Linked DNA regions of Homo sapiens: region 1 is linked to region 2. A link is a loop called in an ENCODE intact Hi-C map of the cell type or tissue named here. Cell type or tissue: PC-3. All regions are shown on one strand. Links, peaks and the distances in the headings refer to the core of each region. The heading gives the core; the rest is flanking DNA.

What was found. Peaks named below come from ENCODE experiments on the same cell type or tissue, not always from the same donor. Only the 100,000 strongest peaks of a DNase experiment are listed, where the experiment ranks them.
Region 1: it touches region 2 in a loop (7-fold over the local background); 3 of 110 quality-filtered maps call a loop at or near these places.

Annotation. Positions count from the first base shown.
Region 1 is chr2:46,406,219-46,411,596 of GRCh38, reverse strand. It overlaps LOC124907762 (a long non-coding RNA gene), which reads left to right. Exons shown (of 2, transcript XR_007086306.1): 1 at 1-2,188; 2 at 5,372-5,378. Among named protein-coding and RNA genes, the nearest start is that of LINC01820, 15 kb to the right of the region's middle. RefSeq lists an enhancer at 2,157-2,731. In PC-3, for the core only: no CTCF peak of the experiment used is centred there; a DNase peak (open chromatin) is centred at 2,316; H3K4me3 peaks cover 604 bases; H3K27ac peaks cover 3,611 bases.
Region 2 is chr2:45,990,898-45,996,275 of GRCh38, reverse strand. The region is part of intron 6 of PRKCE (protein kinase C epsilon); the gene reads right to left. Among named protein-coding and RNA genes, the nearest start is that of EPAS1, 300 kb to the left of the region's middle. In PC-3, for the core only: a CTCF peak has its summit at 2,688 (motif pointing left); DNase peaks (open chromatin) are centred at 2,685 and 3,725; H3K27ac peaks cover 2,056 bases.

The sequences.
Region 1 (5,378 bases), core at 286-5,285, 420 kb before region 2:
GAGAGGTGTGCTATACCTTTGGGGCAGACTGCCTCAGCAAGAGACCTGTTTTTCCTGTGCTCTCTGCTTCCTGTGTGCTGATTTCACTCCTGTCTCACAGTGGCCATGCCCCATTCCTGGGTTGGTGACCCCTGACAGCAGTGAGCATTCTGGTCACTATTACTCATATACCTCACCCAATGTAAATGAATGCATTTAGATGGGATTTTATAGCTCTCTTCTGCATTGGATCAGCATCAGTTGATTACTAATAAGTATTTTCATCTCTGCATGAATGACGGAGTCCTCTTCCTGGTCAGTTAAGGCCAGACTCTGATCATGGTAAATTTGCTAAGAAATGCCAAAGCAGCGTCACCCTCTGAGGTCCCTTGGTGTTACCACCCTTTTGTCAACTCATGTATGATCCCACCTGATTCATTCAGTTCAAAGCTTTAACACGGCTAGAAGCCTCTGAAGGGAGCTATGAAGCATGCCAGCTGGTCATTTGAGCACCAGGGCCCTGGTGCCTGGTTCCAGTTCTCACTTGCCACTTCCCAGCTGTGTGACTTCTGTGAGTTTAGCAACCTCTCTGGGCTCAGTTTTCTTATGGGGATGATAACAGTTAATGGCCTCAGCATAGGTAAGGGATTAAGTGAATAAAGACATATAAGGACTCCACACAGGGCCTGGCACACTGGAAAGGCTCAGCGAGTGTTTGCTCTGATGATTCTCAAGCATTGTTATCTCTTAACTTGCTTTTTAATATTCATCTTTTTCAGCAAGGCCCTGAACCTCCCCTCTTCACCACGTGCATTCATTCATCCATCCCTCTGTCCAACTTCATCTAATGGGGCCAGCGTGGCTACATCAACACAGCTGCCCTTGTGTTTCTGGAACAGTAAGAAGGGTTCTGAGCCCCATGAGAGCAGAAGCAGGCCTATATACCTTCACATCTGTATCCTCAGGGCCTGGATCAGGGCTGGCCCTGAAGAGGTACTCAGGAATGTTTGGTAAAGAAACGTTCTCAGCATTTGTCTTCCCAGCTGACCAGGAAGGTTCCACTTGATCCTGGGCACCCGTTCTGGGTACAGCATAGGCTATTGGCCAACACATGCTCAGCTGTGCCAAAGATGAGAGGAGCAGGGCATGTGCCTCGGGCAGCTCTGGTAGTTTCATTAAGATTCCTGTTTGCTGGGTATGTCGTGGGGAAGCTGATCATGGTGTTCCCACCACCACGGCTAGCTGGGAAAGCCTTGTCTCACCTACCTCCATCTCCTGCTTCCTGGGCACCTGCTTGCGGGAGAGAGAGAGAGCAATTCAGGTATGCCACAAGGGGAACTTACCTGCCTAAATGCAGGTTTGTCAAGAATTCTTGTCCAGCCAGAAAAAATCTTGTCAGGCTGAAGCGAAGTGATACATGATTTTTTTTTTTAAAGTCTGCTTTAAATTTCTCGTGGCTTCCAAAAAAGCGGCTAGCATACTTCCATATGGGATAAACTGGTATTCCATTAGATTAACTCATGCAACATTTTCTGAGAACCTACTGTGCCCCAGGTACCAGAGATGCCACAATGAGTAAAACCTACCCCACCAGGCTGTGCCATGTGGCCAGAAGAGCCCAGATGAGGAGGCTGTGGGTCTCTCCAGTAGCAGGTGTGGGGTCAGGCTCGTGGTCATCTTAGCCTCTTCCAGTCCTGCTTGTCTGGAGTCTGTGTGATGTAGGGGCAAGAGCACTGAGAGGACGTTGAAGGCCCTGGATTCTGTCTCTTGTTTGTCCTTCACCCGCTGAATGTCTGACAAATGGTTTCTTCATCTGTAAATGAGAGAGCCACACTAATTAAAGGTCTGGAAGGGCCCTTGAGGACACACATTCCATGTTCTGTGATCCCCACTTCTCTGTGTGTGTTTTCTCTTTTTTCTCTCAGCACACTGGGGCCAGACACTGCCGCTACATGTGGTGGAACCAAGTGACAGAGGGGGAGTAAGCGGAGGCTGGAATTTCTCCCTCTGTTGGCTCTCCCTGACCACCTGCCTGCTTAGCCTCTCCTCTTCCCCCAGTGAAAGTGCTGCAGCAATCTCGGCCTTTGGCACTCTCCTCAGGAATTTATGAAGCTTGTGATGTGAATGATGGAGCCAGCTAAGCCTCCTCTGCACTGACAGCTCAGCACAATGACCTGTTGGGTGATGAAAGAAATGCCAGGTGCTTCAGGTGAATTGGCTGGGATTGGGTAACTCAGAGAGTTGGCTCCAGAGTGTGTGTGTGTGTGTGTGTGTGTGTGTGTGTGTGTGTGTGTGTATTCATGGGACCTCACTTGAGCCAATGACACACCCAGACGGGACCTGGGCCAGCGGGCGTTGGGCCTGAGGTAAACGCCTGAGTCACTTTTGTCAACAGATCCTAGGCCCTGTCCACATATGGACTGGGAACCATGACTGCGCCTCACAATAGCCCAGCGAGGGCTGGTGTTTTTCCACTTAGAGTTGGTTTTGTTTCCCAAAGCTGAGCCTAATCCTTTTAACCCTTGCCTCTGGACTCCTCTTGGGGAGGAAGGGAACGCTATCCTTGCCTCACCAGCTCAGGTGGTTGTGCAACCAGCTCTAGGCGCGGGAGGAGGGCCAGGCCGCCTGTGTGTGCTCTGTGGGCAGGGCAGGTAGGCAAAAGGCCAAGTTTTAGGGCTGGACTCCTTCCCTGTGGGCTGGGGAGAGGGCTGAGGAAGGCTCCTGCTGGATCCCGGGGTTGGGATGGGTTCCTGGCTGGCTGGACTTCTGCCTACCCATCACCCTCTGTGACAGCCCCTTTCTTCGTGGTCCGGCCTTGCCTTCTTCCTCACTCTCTCACACTCCCTGCCAATCTCAGTCTTATCTCTCCTGTGGCTCGACAGAGAGCTTCCAGCCCAGGCCTCTCTGCCTAGCCCCAGATGCCCAGCCTCTGCCCAGCCCCAGATGCCCAGCCTCTGCCCTCAGGTGTCTCCAAGTCAGCGTGGGGCCCAGAAATGAGGATGCAGGCTCTGAAAACCACATCACAGCTCTGATTCTTACAGGGTTTTCAATCACACTACGCTTCAGTTTTCTCATCTATAGATATGGATAATAGCTGTGCCCTTCTCAAAGGTCCCCCCATGTGGGATTTAAATGAAATAATTCATATAAAGTTCCTAGATCTTGGCCTAGCACCTATTATTTTATTGTCTCTCTTCTCCAGCCCCAAACCTGCTCATGCTGCAGTCTCCCCGGTCCTGGTTTGTGGCTCAGTGGTTCACCCAGGCCACCCTGTGTCCTGCCCGTGCCCATATCTAGTCATCTCTAGGCCGCAGTCCTTGCTGCCTCTGCATTCCTGCGGCCCTGTGTTAGTTTAGGGCCTCTTTCTCTCTTTTCTGTAGTAGTGAGTTCCTAGCTCCTGAGCCAGCTGCATGATGCAGTCCCCAAATCTGATACAATCCTAATACAACGGCCCAATCCGATCATTACAAAAAGGCGGAGGAGCTCGCTATCAACTCCAGAATCAAGTCCACAACCTCCAAGGTGTGCGCAGCCTGGCGAGACCTGGGCTTTGCTCACCCTTCTGGCTTAATTCTCACCACACACTCCCCTGTAGCAGCCATGCCAAACCACGGCCCACGCTTCCGTCTCCTTGCCTTTGTTCGTGCTGTTCCTGCTTTCTGCTTTACACCTTTCCTGTATCCTTCTTTACCTGCTAGATGCCTGCTTTGCCATCAAGACAATAATCTTTTTTAAATTTAAATTTAAATTCTTTTGACTTTTAGGTGTAGGGTACATGTGCACATTTGTTAGGTAAATTGCATGAAAGACAATCTTAAATACATTTACAGACCCAGTAGCCAGACACTGTACTAACTGTGATTTACATGTATTCATATAATCTTTTCAACAACCTCTTGAAGTGGGTACCATTTATAAATGAGGAAACTGAGGCACAGAGAGGTTGGTAAGTTGACCAAGCTCATAGAATTAGTAACTGGCAGAGCCTGGGTGCAAACCCATGCAGCCAGTGCTAGAACCTGCGCCTGACTGCTACGCTATGTCTCAAGCCCCTCGTAGGCACTGCCCTCCCACTGATGCCCACCTGGCCTCCCCAGGCACTGTTTGGTGCCTCCCCTTTGGTGCTGGTGACTACTGTTGCTTTGCCACAACATGTGTTAGTCACAGTGCTTTTTCCGGCGAACCTCTGGAGGGCAAGGACCGTGTTCTGTTCATTCTCACATCCCCATGGCCCACAGTGCTTGGCACCTGGTAGGTGCCCAATAGACGTTTGTTACACCAAAAGAGCTGGTGAATGAAATGTCATCTGTAGGACTTGTCAGAATGCCTTCTTGCTTCCATCAACCTTTGGCCCTCCATTTCCAAGACTTACCTAAGACTTGCCTCCTTCCTGAAGCCTCACCCACCCTCACTCTCTTCCTTTGCTGGAAGCCTCCTCGCTTGCACAAGGCTCATGTGTATATGGTCAATTCTTTTCCCTCCCTCCCTTCCTTCCTTCCTGACAGAGCTTTGTGCTTGTTGCCCAGGCTGGAGTATAGTGACGCGATCTCGGCTCACTGCAACTTCCACCTCCCGGGTTCAAGCGATTCTCCTGCCTCAGCCTGCAGAGTAGCTGGGATTACAGGTGTCTGCCACCACACCTAGCTAATTTTTTGTGTTTTTAGTAGAGACAAGGTTTCACCAGGTTGGCCAAGCTGGTCTCGAACTCCTGATGGTCAGTTCTTGATTAGGTTTGTTGATGGTAGAGGAGCCATACCGTTGCCAGTGGGCTGGGGAAAAGCTCTGGCTCTCTTTTGTTTGGGAGAAGGCAGCTTAGTGAGTCAGATCACACCTTAATGCTCTTGCCCAGCTGGGGGAGGAAGGGAGAGTGCAGAAAGGTGTTGGGGGTAAGGGCAGGAGACACACCAACAGTGCATCCTGTTGGGATGTCCTTCTGTAACCACAGCCCCTTGCTTCCCAATTCAAATGATGAAAAGAGTAACAAGGAATCCAAATGCAGAACAAGTGGCCACCCTGTCCCCATGACTGTAACCAATCCATACACAGGATAAAGGAGATGGACCCAGGAGGGGCATTGTGAGGCTGCTGCTAACTTCCCACAGCATCCAGAGAGCACCTCTCAGTCTGATGGCCCGGATATCAGGGGTGTGGGCAGGAGTGGCAGTGGGGCAGGAGGGAGCTACTGCTGAAGGTCTTGTGCTGGTGCTAGGCCTGGCAAATGGCACACCTGGTTCCACCGAGTCCTGAAAGCCTAGGAGCTGGGGTATCGTGTCCACTACGCAGAGAAGGAAACTGAGTCAGGAATCATTTTACCCATCAAGTGTCCACCCCAGAAAGTCTGGTAACTCTAACGCCAGTCACTGAAAATTTAGGACGTGTCTCTTCGTTTCAGTTTTCTG
Region 2 (5,378 bases), core at 292-5,291:
TAGAAAATCCAAAAGAATCAACAAAAAACTCCTGGAACCAATAATGATTATAGCCAGATTGAAGAATACAAAGTTAATATACAAAAGTCAGTTGTTTTCCTATACACCAGCAATGAACAAATGGAATTTAAAAATAAAAACAATACCATCTATGTTATCATTCCCCCAAATGAAATATTTACATATAAATCTCACAAAATATGTACAAGATCTATATAAGTAGAACTACAAAACCGTTGTGAAAAAAATCAAGAACTAAATACATATAGAGATATACCGTATTCATGGATAGAAAGACTCAGTATTTGTCAAGATGTCTTTCCAAACTCGATCTATATATTCAACGCAACCTTAATCAAAATCCCAGCAAGTTATTTATGGATATCGACAAACTCATTCTAAAGTTTATATGGAGAGGCAAAAGACCCAGGCAAAAGACCCAAGCAAAAGGCTAACACAATATTGAAGAAAAAGAACGAAGTCAGAAGACTGACACTACCCAATTTCAAGACTTACTATAAAGCTGAAGTAATCAAGACAATGTGGAATTGGCAAAACATCAATGGAACAGACAAATAGATCAATGGAACAGAACAGACAGCCCAGAGCAGACCCGCACAAATACAGCCAACTGATCTTTGACAAAGAAGCAAAGGCAATAAAATGGAGCAAAGACAGTTTTCAACAAATGGTGCTAGAAAAACTAGACATGCAAAACAGTGAATCTAGACACAAACCTTACGATCTTCACAAAAATGAATCCAAAATGGACTGTAGACCTAAATGTAAAAGGCAAAACTATGAAACTCCTTGAAGATAATATAGAAGAAAATATAGGTAACCTTGGCTACACAGATAACTTTCTTGATGCAACACCATGATGCATGGACATGATCCATGAAAAAAAGAGCTGATAAGCTGAACTTCATTAAAATAAAAAACTTTTGCTCTGTCCCCCACCTCCCCAAACTAAAACAAACAAACAAACAAACAAAAAACAAACAAAACCAAACCACACACTGCCAATAGAATAAAAAGACAAGTAACAGACTGGGAGAAAGTATTTACAAAAGACATATATGATAATATATGCCTATATTATCCAATATAGGCAACAAACTCTTAAACTTAACAATAACAAAATGAATAACCCAATGGGCAAAAGACTTGAGCATACACCTCGCCAAAGAAGATATTCAGATGGTAAATAAGCATAGGAGAAGATGCTCCACTTCATGTGTCATTAGGAAATTACAAATTAAAACAATGAGATACCACTACACACCTATTAAAATGGCCAAAATACAAGGAGGTAACTGATAACACCCAATGCCATTCAGGATATGAAGCAACAGGAACTTTTTATTCATTGCTGGTAGGAATGCATAGTGGTCCAGCCACTTTGAGAGACAGTTTGGCAGTTTCTTACAAAACTAAATATACCATTACCATAAGATCCAGCAATTACACTACTGATATTTACCCAAATGAGGTGAAGAGTTATGTTCATATAAAAACCCGCACATGGATGTTTATAGCAGTTGTATTCATAATTGCCAAAACTTGAAAGCAAGCAAAATGTCCTTTAGTAGGTGAACGGATAAACTATGGTATATCCAGACACTGAAATATTATCCAGCCTTAAAAAGAAGTGAGTTAGCAACTGTGAAAAGACATAGCAGAACATTAAATGCATATTGCTAAGTGAAAGGTGCCAATCTCAAAAGGCTATCCCCTGTATCATTCCAACTATAGGACATTCTGGAAAAGGTAAAACTATGAAAATGGTAAAAAGTTTAGTGGTTACCAGGGGTTAGGAGAGAGGGAGGGATGAAGAAGCAGAACACAGAGGATTTTTAGTGCAGTAAAACTATTCTGTAAGATACTATAATGGTAGATTCATGTCATTATACATTTGTCCAAAATCATGGAAATGTACACCACCAAGAGTGAGCCCTAATGTAAACTATGGACTTTGATGATGATGTGTCAATGAAGGTTCACTGACCGTTAACAAATATACCACTCCGTTGCAGAATGCTGATGGTGAGGGAGGCCGTGCATGTGTGGAGGCAGAAGGTTTGTGGAAAATCTTTATACCTTTGACCTATTTTGTTGTGAACCTAAAACTACTCTAAAAAGTAAAGTCTACTAAAAATGTTTAAAAACCAAAACTGTTCCTGGAGTGAAGCCAGGCAGGATAAGCAGCCAGATCTCCGTAATGCTCTACATAACCTGGTCACCTGTCTGGAGAGAGCCCCCCCAGACCAGCCTGGACAGTTCAACTGAGCTACTGAACCCAAGATGCCCATTGGGCTAAAGGTGGGGGTGGGGTGAGGTGGTGGCAGGGTGGCTTTCTCAGGACAAAAACAAACAAGAAAACTCCAGCGCAGCCAGGCCATGGCACCGACTTGACTAATGGAGTTATCACTAATAACTCTGATCCGCGGGCTGATCAGAGACCAGGCAACAGCACTGTGCCCAGAATTCTGTCCCCACTACCCTGCCTCATTGCATCAGCTGCCCTTTGATGCTCATTCACCACACCTGCTCCACCCACCAAACCCATGAAAGCTGTCTTCTGCCTCTCTGTGAAGTGACGGAAAAGAGAATAAAAGAGCCAAGTTGAGAATTTCTTGAGAAGGGCAACTAACTTGTCTACATAACTTGACCACTAGCTCCCTCTGGTGTTGAAATGCCAGACCTGTCTGTCCTGACAAAACAACTTGGGCTGGCAGGTCGGCAAAGGGGGTATCTTTTTTTGGTTTTGGTTTTGAGGACTTTGCCTTTTATTTTTAAAAAGTCTGCTATTTCCCCTGAGTTATGTACTCATCTTAATATGTAAAAAAAATCTCAATCACACATCAGTTAGCATGCACGATGTGAGATAGTGACTTTGAAAGTGCTTTGAAAAGTCTGGAAATGCCAGGGCAAAGTGGTGAGGAAGGGGAGCTCCAGTTACTCTGGGCAGCCATAACGGGAGCAAGATGGGCTCCTGGAGGCTGCAGGTGTCACTGGGAGGCCACAGACCAGCAAAGGACAGTGGGCGTCCCTGTTGGAACCAAAAGAAACCTGAGATGCATTTGCATTAATGTGGCCAAATGAACCACCCACCCCCACCCCTCACAACACTACTGGGGAGCACCAAGGCCAAAGGCCGTGAGCCCCTGCTGCCAATCCACTCCCAGCCCTAGGCTGCCCTTTAAGGCTTCTCTTTCCAGAATGCCTCTCAGTGCTCACTTTCACTGGTTTCATTTGGATAAAGTTGTACCGGGAAGAAATAGATCTGCTTTGCCAGGGGCTCTTACAAAAAGAGAAGCGCTCTTCTACTACTACCCAGCTATTCACCACACATTTGTTGAGGACCTACTATGTGCTGGGTGGTGCAGCAGCAGCAGTGTTGTCTGGGGACACACTGGGGTTCAGGCACTCTGACTTTCACCTTCTATCACACATCCTACCGTCATTTGGAGAGACTTGGTTTCCATGTTTCCACCCTTTTTATAGCTGAGATTGAAGCAAAAGGCAGGCCAGGCTCCTGGGAATTCCTCCAAAGCAAGCAGACAACCTTCTGGGAATGGTGACAGAGCCACTCCTAAGGAGGGGCCCAGGCCCATGTATGCTGCAGGAATTTCTTTATGTTGGGGTAATTTGGCCCTTGAGGGTGAGCCAGGGCAATGGTTTGATTTCATAACAGGTTCCAGTCATGCCAAGCTCAGAGACAGAGAGCAAATATTTGCAAATGGGAAATTGTGTGCTTGTGCAATGGAAGTTGGCAGGGGTGTGAGAGTGAACGACCGCAAAGTCGTTCACGCAGAATGAGGAGAAAGGAGGTAAGAGGGATGCCCCCCTGGGGTCATGCTGGGCCAAATGTCATCACCAGAAAGAGATTTTGGAGTCCTGATCACACCAGAACCGTGACTCAGAGCTTTCCGGGGACCACGATCGGCCGCTTGTCTGCTACCCAGCATTCCTCAGATCAAAGCTCAGACTGAATTTTCAGCCAATCTGCCACGTGTACAGGGGACATTCTCATGGTCCCCAGGCATTGTGGATGTTACTGCAAAGGATTCTGAGTCAACCAAAGCACTCCTGTGGCATTCTTTCTCCCTACACCCCTTTCCAGGCCCTCTCTTGCCTGTAAATTGCTCACACTTATTTCTGACTCAATGCCTGAATTATCGCCTATGATTTCACTTATTATGTTCAATGACCAAGCACAGTGCAAGTTTCTAGAGAACTAAAGTAATGTTTTATCTCCAGGTTCACCACGACGCCTTGCACAAATCAGGACAACATGCTTTTCAGTTATTCTAACTCTACGGAAAGTAGTAGTACTACAGTGGCATAAATGACACCTCTCAGACCAGACCCAATAGATAACAGGGAACTAGAATCCCAAGCTCACCATGCAAGCCACACAAATTAAACGTCAATGAAAAGGAAGGTAAAGCAGTCCATTAACATGGCTTGACTTTAAAGCAAACAAGTAAAAGTGCCCTTATGTAATTCCCTCCTTGTATAATTCAACCACAAAAAGACAAGGGTTTAAAGTGATTGTTTGATTTCTGTGGGCCTTTCTTTCATAATTATTCACACATATGCATGAAAAGGTATGTATGAGGATGTCTGTGACAGCATAAATTAAAATGGCGACAACACACAAACCAGTAAACATCCATCAAGAGGGCAACATTTTAAACAATCTACGGAACATCCACAATGTGGACTCTTTCTAGTAAGTAAAGTAGATGTCTGTACACTGCCTTGGAAATACTCCAAGACATACTGTAGAAAAGCAAATTATATAACTATGCACGGAGGATTGAATTAACAAATATTTATTGGATGTCAGTGTGCAGGCACTGTTCTAGATGCTGGGTAAACAGAGAATAAAACAGACAAAAAAAAATCTCTGTCCTCATGGACCTTGTATTTGGATTGGGAGAGACAGAAATTAACATTATAAGGTCTGGCGTGGTGGCTCATGCCTGTAATCCCAGCACGTTGGGAGGCTGAGGTAGGTGGATCACTTGAGGTTGGGAGCTAAAGACCACCCTGGCCAACATGATGAAACCCCATCTCTACTAAAAATGTAAAAATTTGCCGGGCGTGGTGGCAGGTGCCTGTAATCCCAGCTACTTGGGAGGCTGAGGCAGGAAGATCACTTGAACCCAGGAGGCAGAGGTTGCAGTGAGCTGAGATTGCACCGCTGCACTCCAGCCTGGGTGACAAAGTGAGACTCTGTCAAAAAAAAAAAAGAAGAAAGAAAGAAAGGAAGAAAGAAAGAAACTAACATTATACAAGTAATTTAGACTGGGTGCAGTGGCTCACACCTGTAATCCCAGCACTTTGGGAGGCTGAGGAGGACGGATCAC